Linked DNA regions of Mus musculus: region 1 is linked to region 2. Evidence: chromatin loops called from intact Hi-C (ENCODE). Cell type or tissue: gastrocnemius. All regions are shown on one strand. Each heading gives the region's core, and the rest is flanking DNA. Links, peaks and the distances in the headings are about the cores only. Region 1 overlaps Mccc2 (methylcrotonoyl-Coenzyme A carboxylase 2 (beta)). Region 2 overlaps Mrps27 (mitochondrial ribosomal protein S27).

Region 1 (5,377 bases), core at 195-5,194, 600 kb after region 2:
CAACAAGTACAGAGCAACTAACATTTGCACAGTGACAGATCGCAAAGGATGTTTTATCATACACGGCCTTGCCTGGGACACAGGTCATCAAAGACAACACGCTGAGGCCATGAAGCGCAAAGAAAGCCAAAAACAAGGGCGTGCGTCACATATCACTGTGTCCTGTCTGGCAGGGTACAATAGGAGATGTGAGTCCCGCCATAGAACTAAAAAGCATTCGACAATCTCCAGTGAAAAAGGTGGAGAAGGCCATGCACAGTGGCCCTCACCCTTAATCCTAGCTCTATAAAGGAGAATTTTCAACTCTGAAGTATCCCAGAGCTGTGGATACAGGGATGCACTTGCCTAGCCTTTGGGAGACCTTGGCTTCAACCCCCAACGCCAAAATAAATAAGTAAATAATCAGGTACACTAGAAACAAATGACTTACTTCAAGTCAACCTTACCCTCTCTCATGCTCATACTGCAGTCAGTAGGCACTGGAGGGAGAACCCAAGACACGACATGTGCTTATATGAAAAGGGATGAGTTAAATATATATCAAATGAACCAAAGGAAAAAAAATGGTTACCTAACAAGGGGCTACTTTTGTTTGATAAAGTTCAAACATACCTTCAAAACATCAGGTAAACAGACTCTACCACCTATGCTGCCGACAGCATCCCCCTCAGCCCTCCTCCACCTAGACACACACACAAAGAGCAAAGCTATTTTGCTTCAGTACTGGCTGGCACTGAAGTGAATCTAAAACATCAACCTAACTGTACAGAGTGCCCTGCTGCCAGGTAGAGACAAAGAGGCAGGCTGGGGAGACAGTCAGTGGGTAAAAGCTCTTGCATTGAAACCATGGAGACCTGAGTTCAGATTCCTAGGATCCATGTAACAGCTTGACATGTTCCACAAGCTGTAATCCCAGCGCCCGCTTGGGGAGATGGGAGAGCCCCTGGAAGTTCACCAGAGAGCTAACCTAGTGTACACAACAGAGAAACAACAAAGAGACCTCGCCTCAGATCAGGCAGAAGGCAAGGTCCAGTACTAGAGGTTGTCCTCTGACCTCCACATCACCATGCAGTGGCATTCTCACATGTGAGTGTGCACACACAGACTCAAGTGACTCTGCAGACCCCGCGGTTGACCACGTGATCTCTGCTGGCAAAGCAAAGCAATGTCACACCGAGGAGGTATCCACACTATCTTGCCTATGACAAGACAACGGTGCACATAAGCTACAGCAGAAGCACACAGCTGACATTTCAGGACCTGGTGCTTAAACAGAGCCCTTAAAGGCCATAACTAAACATTCATACAGAATTTCCACAGAGTCTCATACAGAATTTCTGCAGAGACACAAACAAAGAATCCATTTAAGAGCAGTCACCCTGGTTTGTCCTTCAGCAGCACATTTATACTCTGTCCATTTTTCCATAGTTATACTCTCAAAGAATACTAATTTACATACTAATACTTAGTCACATCTCAGTAGGTGACTGAATCTCTCTCAAGTGACCCTTAACAACTGTGTAAAACAAAAACAGGAACGGAGATCTGCTGCTTTGGGCCAAAAAGGAGTAAATTGGATTTCCTTAGATCTCACTAACAGCAAAAGAGTAAGAACCCAGCACATCTGCCTGGAGCTTGGGAATTTCTGGGGCTGCAGGAACAGGTCAGCAGTACAGTGCTTGCCTGGCATGCTTAAGGCTCAGGAGTGGAGCCTCACAACCCTTCCCACGGACACACAGGTAGCTTGGGTGCTCTGCTTCCGAGCTGCAGGGGTTTGCAGGGGACAGTCAAACCCACATGAAGCAAAGAAGTCGCTTACCTGCTTCCCCTCGCGTGCTTTCTGGTCTCTAGCCACTGTGGCTAACACCGTGGCTGCCTGCTCTCCTCCCATCACAGAGATGCGGGCATTTGGCCACATGTAGAGAAACCTTGGACTGGAAGGAAAAAAAAGAAACCATCAGATTCATGCAGTACAATCCGGCATGGTGGCAAAACTCTGTAAGCAGATTAAAATATAACCGAGCATGTGTGCCGAATGTCATTTTACACCCCAAACCTGGGATAAAGTGATAACTTATTTGTGTTTTGTTTGTAGACATGACCCTCTGGAGTAGCCTGAGCTTGCCTCACATTTGCTGTGTTGCAAGGCTGGCTTTGAACTCCCTATTCTCCTGCCTCTTCCTGCTAAGAGCGAAGATTACAGGCCTGCGCCACCACTGCTGGAATTTACATGACCATCTGTAACTTCACTTGAAATGCATTTCTTTCTTCCAAAAGAAAGCTGAGGCCACTGCCCACCTGTATGCTCTGCCACACATTCCGTAGTTTCCAGCCCCGTACGATCCCCCAATTATGACAGTTATCTTAGGCACTTTGGCACAGGCTACTGCAGCTACCATTTTGGCACCATCCTTGGCAATCCCTTCAGCTTCATAGTCTCTGCCAACCATGAATCCTAGGAGAAAGAACAGAAACACAGCCTTGAGCGGCGGATGCACATACAGAAGTCAATCCCACCAAGGTACTGTCAAACCCTGGCTCAAACTAACTTCACCATAAATTTTCTCATTCTAATAAAATAGTCCCACAGGAAGTGCATACGCCAATGTGTGCTTCAAAGGACCACAATAAAACCTTTCTTCATATGCTGGAAAGATGGCTCAGAGGTTAAGAGCATTGGTTGCTCTTCCAGAGGTCCTGAGTTCAATTCCCAGCAACTACATGGTGGCTCATGACCATCTGTAATGAGATCTAGTGCCCTCTTCTGGCCTGCAGGTATACATGCAAGCAGAACACTGTATATATAATACATCTTAAAAAAAAAAAAAAAGAAACAAAAAAGTCTCTCCATGTTTGTTTGTTTGTTTTTCTTCCTCTATGTGAACTCATTCTATAGACCAGGCTAGCCTCAAAATCACAGAAATCCACCTGCCTCAGCCTCCTGAATGCTGGGATTAAAGGCGTGTGTGTGCCACCACCATCACCAGCTCTTTCCATTTTAGATGTCCTTAAAACACTTTGTTTCAACACGTACAGATCTTTGAGCCACAGAAGGAAACACTCTGTCTTCCAGAGAGTATCACAAGGCAAAGGCTTGATGGGGAGAGACTGTGACATTGCCACAGGAAAGGTACCGCCCGGCAAGGCAAGCCAGTCTGGAAGCTTTCCACATCCACTGACCTGGTTTAAAATAGGACTCCTCCCTTTGCAGCACTGCTTAAAACTTTGATGAAATAAAGATTAATGTTTCATGGGGATGGTGAGTCCCTGCCAGGGGCTCAACAGCAAGATTTAAAAAAAAAAAAAGGTTTTCTTTGTAATTACAGGATTTCTCTGTTTCTTCAAGCCTCAACTCTGAGGAAATCACTCTTCTGCTGTAACATGCCTTCTATGACAGGGGCGTACCCTTTTCTTATTTGAGAACCATGAAGTCAAGTTTCAGTTCTCCATTCCCACCTGAAGCTCTGGGGGAGGCATTTTCCCCCCTGCATATGTAAACTAGCTTGTCTGACTCTCTGCTCTTGGTTGGCAAATCCCCAGTATTGTGTCATCCACTTAGTCCAGCAATCCTGTGGAGGAGCTGGACATGCAGGGACACCAAGGAACCACAACAGAGGGAGGCCCTTGCCTGTGCTGGTGAGGTCTGACACTCCAGCCACCTTTATAAGCCAGCCTTCAGAGCAGCTCAAAACTGCTTCACCCAATGTATCTGACTCTGCAAAATATTCTATCATAGCTGGCCCCAAGGAACAGCTCTTCTCAAGCCCTCACCTGACCAACTCTACAGATGATCTGCATCCAAAAGAAAAGAAGCCACTTCATCTGGTTTTCTCAAATCCTCCTTCCTAACATGCACGAGTGCATGCGCACGCACACACACACACACACACACACACACACACACAGAGAGAGAGAGAGAGAGAGAGAGAGAGAGAGAGAGAGAGCAAACAAGCATACAAACACATAAAAATCCTGTAGTCTTGCTTCCTCTTTTCCTATACTCTTAACTCTGTAGGACAAAAAAATCAAAACCAAAACGGAGCGATAGTACTCTTCCCTGAGAATTCTTTCCACTCTTGAGAGTTCTTAGTTTCCCTTAAAAAAAAATCTGGGGGCTGACAAGATGGCTCAGTGGGTAAGGTCTTGAGTTCAAATCCCAGCATCCACATGGTGCTTCACAACCATCCGTAAGGAGATCTGACACCTTCTTCTGGTACGTCTGAGGTCAGCTACTGTGTACTTATGTATAATTATAAATAAATCTTTTTTAAAAAAATCTGTTTGCACTACAAAAAATGAAGAGAGGCAGGGGAAGAGAGCAGGTGGCTTGAAGACTATCCTGAGCCTTCTCTTCTCCTAAGGTATTCTTCTCTATTCCCACAGCTTCAACTATTTTCTCCTCATTCTGATGAAATGCATATTTTTATCCCCAGCTAAGATATCTCTCCCAGCCCAAGATTTACTCAGTGGCATACCATATGCCCACACACCAGTGCCTCACAGGTCCCTCATATGCAATGTTGTAAAGCAAAACTCAGCCTCTACCCTCAAAACAGTGTAAACGAAGTGAAACAAGACAAAAATGGGAAAATTATCTAAGCAAATGTTTAACTTTATAATGGTGAGCCACAGTTAGAAACACGATCCTAGCATCGGTAAACATCAGAGACTTTTCCATTTGTTCTTACACAGGCTACCATGTATGAACCTCTCAGGTCACTATCTGGAACTAATTCCTCTCAAAATTCATTAAGGGTTGACAGTGTGGTTATCAAGAGAGCATTTATTTAGTGTGCTTAAGGCCCTGGGCTCTACCCCCAACACTGGAAAAACAAAACAACAATAACCATACATACACACACACACACACACACACACACACACACACACACACACATAGAATGAAGGTGCTTCATTACTATATAAAGTCCTGTCCAAGATTGAGAGGCCTGGCAGGTCTACATAGTGAGTTTCCTCTCAGAGAAACTTCCCTGAGCTCAACAACTACTTAAAAGCCTCTGTTACTCACAGTCATCTATTGGATGGAACACAGGGCCCCTAATGAAGGAGCTAGAGAAAGTACCCAAGGAGCTAAAGGGGTCTGCAACCCTATAGAAGGATCAACAATATGAACTAATCAGTACCCCCCAGAACTGTGTCTCTAGCTGCATATGTAGCAGAAGATGGCTTAGTCGGCCATCAATGGGAGGAGAGGCCCTTGGGCTTGAGAAGATTGTATGCCCCAGTACAGGAGAATGCCAGGGCCAGAAAGCGGGAGTGAGTGGGTTGGGGAGCAGGGTCGGGGGAGGGTATAGGGGATTTTCGGGATTTGAAATGTAAATGAAGAAAATATCTAATTTAAAAAAAAAAGCCTCTG
Region 2 (5,377 bases), core at 299-5,298:
GAGAGACAGAGGAACATGTGGAGGGAGAGAAGGGAAGAGGGCAAGAGGAGAGAACAAGAGAACAAGAGGAGAACACAAATGCTATTTTTAACTGTCTTAAATTCATCAGTATGCATGCATGTCATCTACCATAGCACATTTATTGAGTTTATTCATTAATACTTTTCTTCATATGCTTTTTGTTACTTGACTTCAAAATGTCCCTTATCCAATTTTTTCCTCCCCTAATACAGGATGATTCCAGGATCATGTTGCCCTTAAATCAAGTCTTCTTATTTTGAAAGTATGCCTTATCTTTTTTTATTTCTTATGACTTTCTTACCTTTGTTTATGTCTTAGTTAGGGTTTTACTGCTATGAACAGACACCATGTCCAAGGCAACTCTTATAAGGACATTTAATTGGAGCTGGCTTACAGGTTCAGAGGTTCAGTCTATTATCATCAAGGCAGGAGCATGGCTGCATCCAGGCAGGCATGGTGCAGGAGGAGCTGAGACTTCTACATCTTCATTTGAAGGCTGCTAGTGGAAGGCTCCCTTCCAGGTAGCTAGAACTAGAGTATTAAAGCCCATACCCACAGTGACACACCTACTCCAACAGGGACATACTTTCTAATAGTGCCACTCCCTTGCCTAAGCATATACAAACCATCACACTTTATGATTTGATTCCAGTTTTGCCTCCCCATCAGACTGCCCTGTGATGACATGACCCTGCCTGGGTATCTGATGCGGACACAGCTGGCGCCTCTGTCTCCACTCTGCATGTCAGCTCTGATCTCCCAGGCACATGCATCTCAGTTCTCAGCTGCAGCACTGGCCGGTTTTCTTGACCAGTAGGGAGACCTTTAACATAGCCACGATTTCCTGCTGCTTCTCAAGTTTCCCCTTAGATTTTTTTTTTTCCATCTGTGCTTCTGGCCCGAGGCAGTCTGTGCTGTAAAGATTGCAGAGCGGTGATTCTCCACCTCCACCACCCCTTCATACTTACTAGTTGGCACCACCGTTCCCCTTAGGCAGCAGACCTCGTTTCCTTTTATCTGTGATCATACATTATGTTGACATTTGTTGATTGGTGGGATTTTTTTCCCACTGGCTCATTGCTGTCATTATTTGGAGTCCAGCATCCCAGGCTGCCTGGCTAATATAAATGCTTCCAGTTATTTTCCATGTTCTCTTTCTCACCATTTGCTTGCTTTCTCACTTAACAGTGTGTTCTAGGCTTAGTAGCTCCCTAGCCTGGACTCAGCCCTCCTTGGGAACTCTTGTTCCTTTTAGTGGTCACTGAGTGGGAGTAGAAACAGGAGCCGGATGTTAGATGCTCTTGACTCTTACCCAGCACCTCTGAGCCCCCTTCATCTGCATGGAGCTTTCCCTGGCCTTGCTGTGCTCTCCATCCCGTGGTTAGAGCTTGGTTCCACAGAGGCAGGGTTCTGTCGGGAGTCACAGCATTGCATGTGATACAACTTCTCTGCCTTCTATCAGAAAGTGCCAGTTATCCAGTCATAGGTGAGAGTCACAGATAATCTACACATACGTAAAGATGCCCTTCAAATTCTGTTATTCTCCCCTTAGAAGCCATGTGCTAGGACAATCCAATAGTAATATAGCAAAGATTGTTCTCATGTGCCATACGTGAATTACCCATAGTGCTGTGAACATATACATAAAGGAAGGATGCATTCTGGGAAAGTTTATTGTTAAAAATTTTCCTAGGTGTGGAGGTATAGTTAGATTATTTACATGGACACAAGTCTAGAGGTCTTTGCCCTGGTTACACGAATAAACACATTGTCAAATGTACGTGTCAACTTGACACAGCTGGAGTTATCACAGAGAAAGGAGCTTCAGTTGAGGAAATGCCTCCATGAGATCCAACTGTACATTTTCTCAATTAGTGATCGAGGGGGAAAGGCCCCTTGTGGGTGGGACCATCTCTGGGCTGGTAGCCTTGGTTCTATAAGAGAGCAGGTTGAGCAAGCCAGGGGAAGCAAGCCAGTAAAGAACATTCCTCCATGGCCTCAGCATCAGCTCCTGCTTTCTGTCCTGCTTGAGTTCCAGTCCTGACTTCCTTGGTGATGAACAACAGTATGGAAGTATAAGCTGAATAAACCCTTTCTTCCCCAAGTGCTTCTTGGTCATGATGTTTATGCAGGAATAGAAACCCTGACTAAGACACCAAAGAATATGATGATAATCTGTGACTGGTAAATATCATGGGGAGCCTATTGTCTCTTCTCTGTTAAGACCAATGCTTGAGTAAATTAACCATTTACTGAACACATCGAGTCATTGCTGCCCCTCTGCCTCCAGTGAGAACTGGTTTCCTACTCTGTCTCCTCTCGTGCCTTCCCTGAGTAGCACGATATGAATTCTGCATCTGGGTGTGTGTCCCAATGCTACCACTTTCAGCTGTCGCTGTCCATGTCTATAGCTATAAATCAGGGATGGGTGATGTCTGCTCTAGTTCCTAAACATTCATCCTAGAAATATGCAGAGTGAATGAGTCCCTGGGTCCCTTGTGTATGTCCCTGTGTATGTTTGATGTGAAGTAAAGTTTGGAATTCAGACTGCCCGGAACTTTTCCATTGTGTAACAGGAAGTAACTGCTACCGCCTCTGTTTCATAGATGCACATTTTTGTGTATGGCATGACTGCGTTGGTAAGGGTTGAGCTCTGATTCTGAGCAGGGAGACTGCTGACTGCTCCAGGTGTTCCTGTGGCTGCATTTCCGTGGGTCGGACAGTAGATGGCAGTGTGGTCCTTGCGAGAAACACCCTTCCATCTGCGCTGGGGCGCAGGCCTATCGGGAAATGTGCGCTCATGTGGAGCGTCGTGATTGGACATCGCGCTGGGAGGGCCGTGAGGTGCTTGGGTCGGGTTCGCTGATTGGAGGAAGGAGGAGGGCCGATATGAGGCATTTGCTCCTGTGGTCCCCATTGGTGCCGCTGCGGGTGTGGCGTCCTTGGTTCCGCCCGCCGTCCCTGGGGAGGGCTGTTTCAAGGGTGCCTAGAGTCCTTGAACATTAAAATGCTACCCCCTATTTTCTTGAAAGCTACTTGTTGCATTGCTTTTGTGCGTTCAAAAAGATGCACAGATCATATGCAGTGAGTTACCAGAAAGTTAGCACACCTGCATAGGAGCTGGAGCATTCTAAACGCGTTGGAGACCGGGATGTGCCTAGCTTTCTTCAGACAGCCGAAATTCTGATTTGCAACACCAGAGGCTGCTTCATAAAAGCACTTTAGCACTTTACACGAGAAAGTGTAAAGCAGGAAAGTAGAGACTGCTGTAAAGAACCCCAGCACCCGCCATCTGCTTTCAGCTGTTATCAGCTTATGTCTGCTCCTCTTCCTAATCCTTTGGACTGTTTTGAAGCTCTCTCTCTCTCTCTCTCTGTGTGTTGTATATTTCAAAAAGATAAGATGTTTTTAAAGCCATTGTTATATATAAAGTAGTCGCATAAATATATGAAATAACCAGCTTCTGCCATTTTTGTTTTTTGAGACCAGGTCACACCTTGTAACCATTGCTAGTCAGGAGGGCCTTGAGCTCAGAGATCCACCTACCTCTGCCTCCCAAGCGCTGGGATTGAGTGTGTGCACCACCACGCCTGCCGGGTTTCTGGTATTTCTTATACACATATTTTTAATGCTCTAAATCTAATGCTCATATTTTTAATGCTCTAATCGAACAAGGACCCAACCGAATCACACAAATACAGTTGTACTTTCTTTTGACTCTTTAATAAATTTTTTTTTTGGGTATAAACATGGGGGTAAAGCAGATTCAACAGTTATTAGTTCGATTTCATCTATAGCCTATACCCCTCCATCAGACTGCTTTTTAAGTCAGTCTATCATCCAATCATTTTATAGCAATTTTGATATGGACCTCCAAAAGATGGCAATTTTTAAAGTAAGCTATAATGCCATCCTTAAACATTGCATGTTCACATTTTGTCATGTCTTAAATATGTTTTCTTCACTTACAGAGGACTTGCATGTCACACTCACATGTCACACTCGAGCAGACACCTTTTGTAGAGCATCTCACACTCTTGATTTGCAGGTTTCGTCTTTCTGCTGGTACTGGATGTGTCTGGTTTTCCATCTGTCCTAGCTGTAAAAAATAATTTGATGATTATTTTGTTTTTGTTTTGTTTTTTGTTTTTCGAGACAGGGTTTCTCTGTATAGCCCTGGCTGTCCTGGAACTCACTTTGTAGAGCAGGCTGGCCTCCAACTTAGAAATCCGCCTGCCTCTGCCTCCCAAGTGCTGGGATTAAAGGCGTGCGCCACCATGCCCGGCTCAGGGCTTGTTTTGCTTGTTGTTATTAATATGGTTTTTACCATGATAGATGGTCTAGCTGGACTTATTTTTGATCAATTTGTTTGTGGTTAGTCTTATCCCTTGTTTTTTGCTGTTGTTAATGTTGTTGCTTTTATTTTTGTTTGCCATGGGTTGGAAGAGTCAGTATTGTTAGGAGGTCCACACAACCCAACTCTGGAGACAATACAGCCCGGAATCTCATAGTTTTTCCTACAGATCTAGGGAGGTCAGTATGTCATTCCTTTCATGGGCCAACTGCTGTCCTTTTCCATAGTTACTGCAGATTTAGTCCCTGACGCTCTAGAGAGCCAATGAATGGTTTCTGGGGATTTGATTTTGCTGCTTGTTACTTTATGGCTTAGGGAGATGCTACGTTACAGCATGGAGCGGAGTGGAGGAGAGGGCTGCGGGAGCAAACTCAAGGTCACAGTTCAGAAAACAGCAGCTTTGGGGTGGAGAGCTCAAGGCCTGGATTCCCTCCCTTCATCTCTGTCTCAGCCTTCTGCCTGTGCGCAAACACAGAGGAGAATTTATACTGCAGCCATCTCTACCTAACTGGTCTCTCCAGGCCCTGGGGTGGGAGAACACTGCAGAGTCCATCCAGAAGGCAAATGAGCGTTTCTAGCCTGTGTTCAAAGTGGAGTGCTGCAGTGTGAGTTTTATGCTGGCCTAGCTGAGCCGTCATTTTCCACAGAGCAGGAGCAGGAGGTGTGGACTGCAGGCTGGGGGAGTAGGAGGTGTGGACTGCAGGCTGGGGAGCAGGAGGTGTGGACTGCAGGCTGGGGGAGCAGGAGGTGTGGACTGCAGGCTGGGGAGCAGGAGGTGTGGACTGCAGGCTGGGGAGCAGGAGGTGTGGACTGCAGGCTGGTGAGCAGGAGGTGTGGACTGCAGGCTGGGGGAGCAGGAGGTGTGGACTGCAGGCTGGGGAGCAGGAGGTGTGGACTGCAGGCTGGGGAGCAGGAGGTGTGGACTGCAGGCTGGGGAGTAGGAGGTGTGGACTGCAGGCTGGGGGAGCAGGAGGTGTGGACTGCAGGCTGGAGGACTCTAAG

Evidence for each region. Hi-C counts contacts between places; a loop is a spot of excess contacts. Peaks named below come from ENCODE experiments on the same cell type or tissue, not always from the same donor. Only the 100,000 strongest peaks of a DNase experiment are listed, where the experiment ranks them.
Region 1: it touches region 2 in a loop (6-fold over the local background); 5 of 42 quality-filtered maps call a loop at or near these places.

The regions. Positions count from the first base shown.
Region 1 is chr13:99,952,317-99,957,693 of GRCm38, forward strand. It overlaps Mccc2 (methylcrotonoyl-Coenzyme A carboxylase 2 (beta)), which reads right to left. Exons shown (of 17, transcript NM_030026.2): 14 at 2,299-2,455; 15 at 1,820-1,934. Among named protein-coding and RNA genes, the nearest start is that of Gm41039, 20 kb to the left of the region's middle. In gastrocnemius, for the core only: a CTCF peak has its summit at 2,773 (motif pointing left); no DNase peak of the experiment used is centred there.
Region 2 is chr13:99,350,480-99,355,856 of GRCm38, forward strand. The region is part of intron 2 of Mrps27 (mitochondrial ribosomal protein S27); the gene reads left to right. Among named protein-coding and RNA genes, the nearest start is that of Mrps27, 8.4 kb to the left of the region's middle. In gastrocnemius, for the core only: no CTCF peak of the experiment used is centred there; a DNase peak (open chromatin) is centred at 2,867; H3K4me3 peaks cover 654 bases; H3K27ac peaks cover 1,319 bases.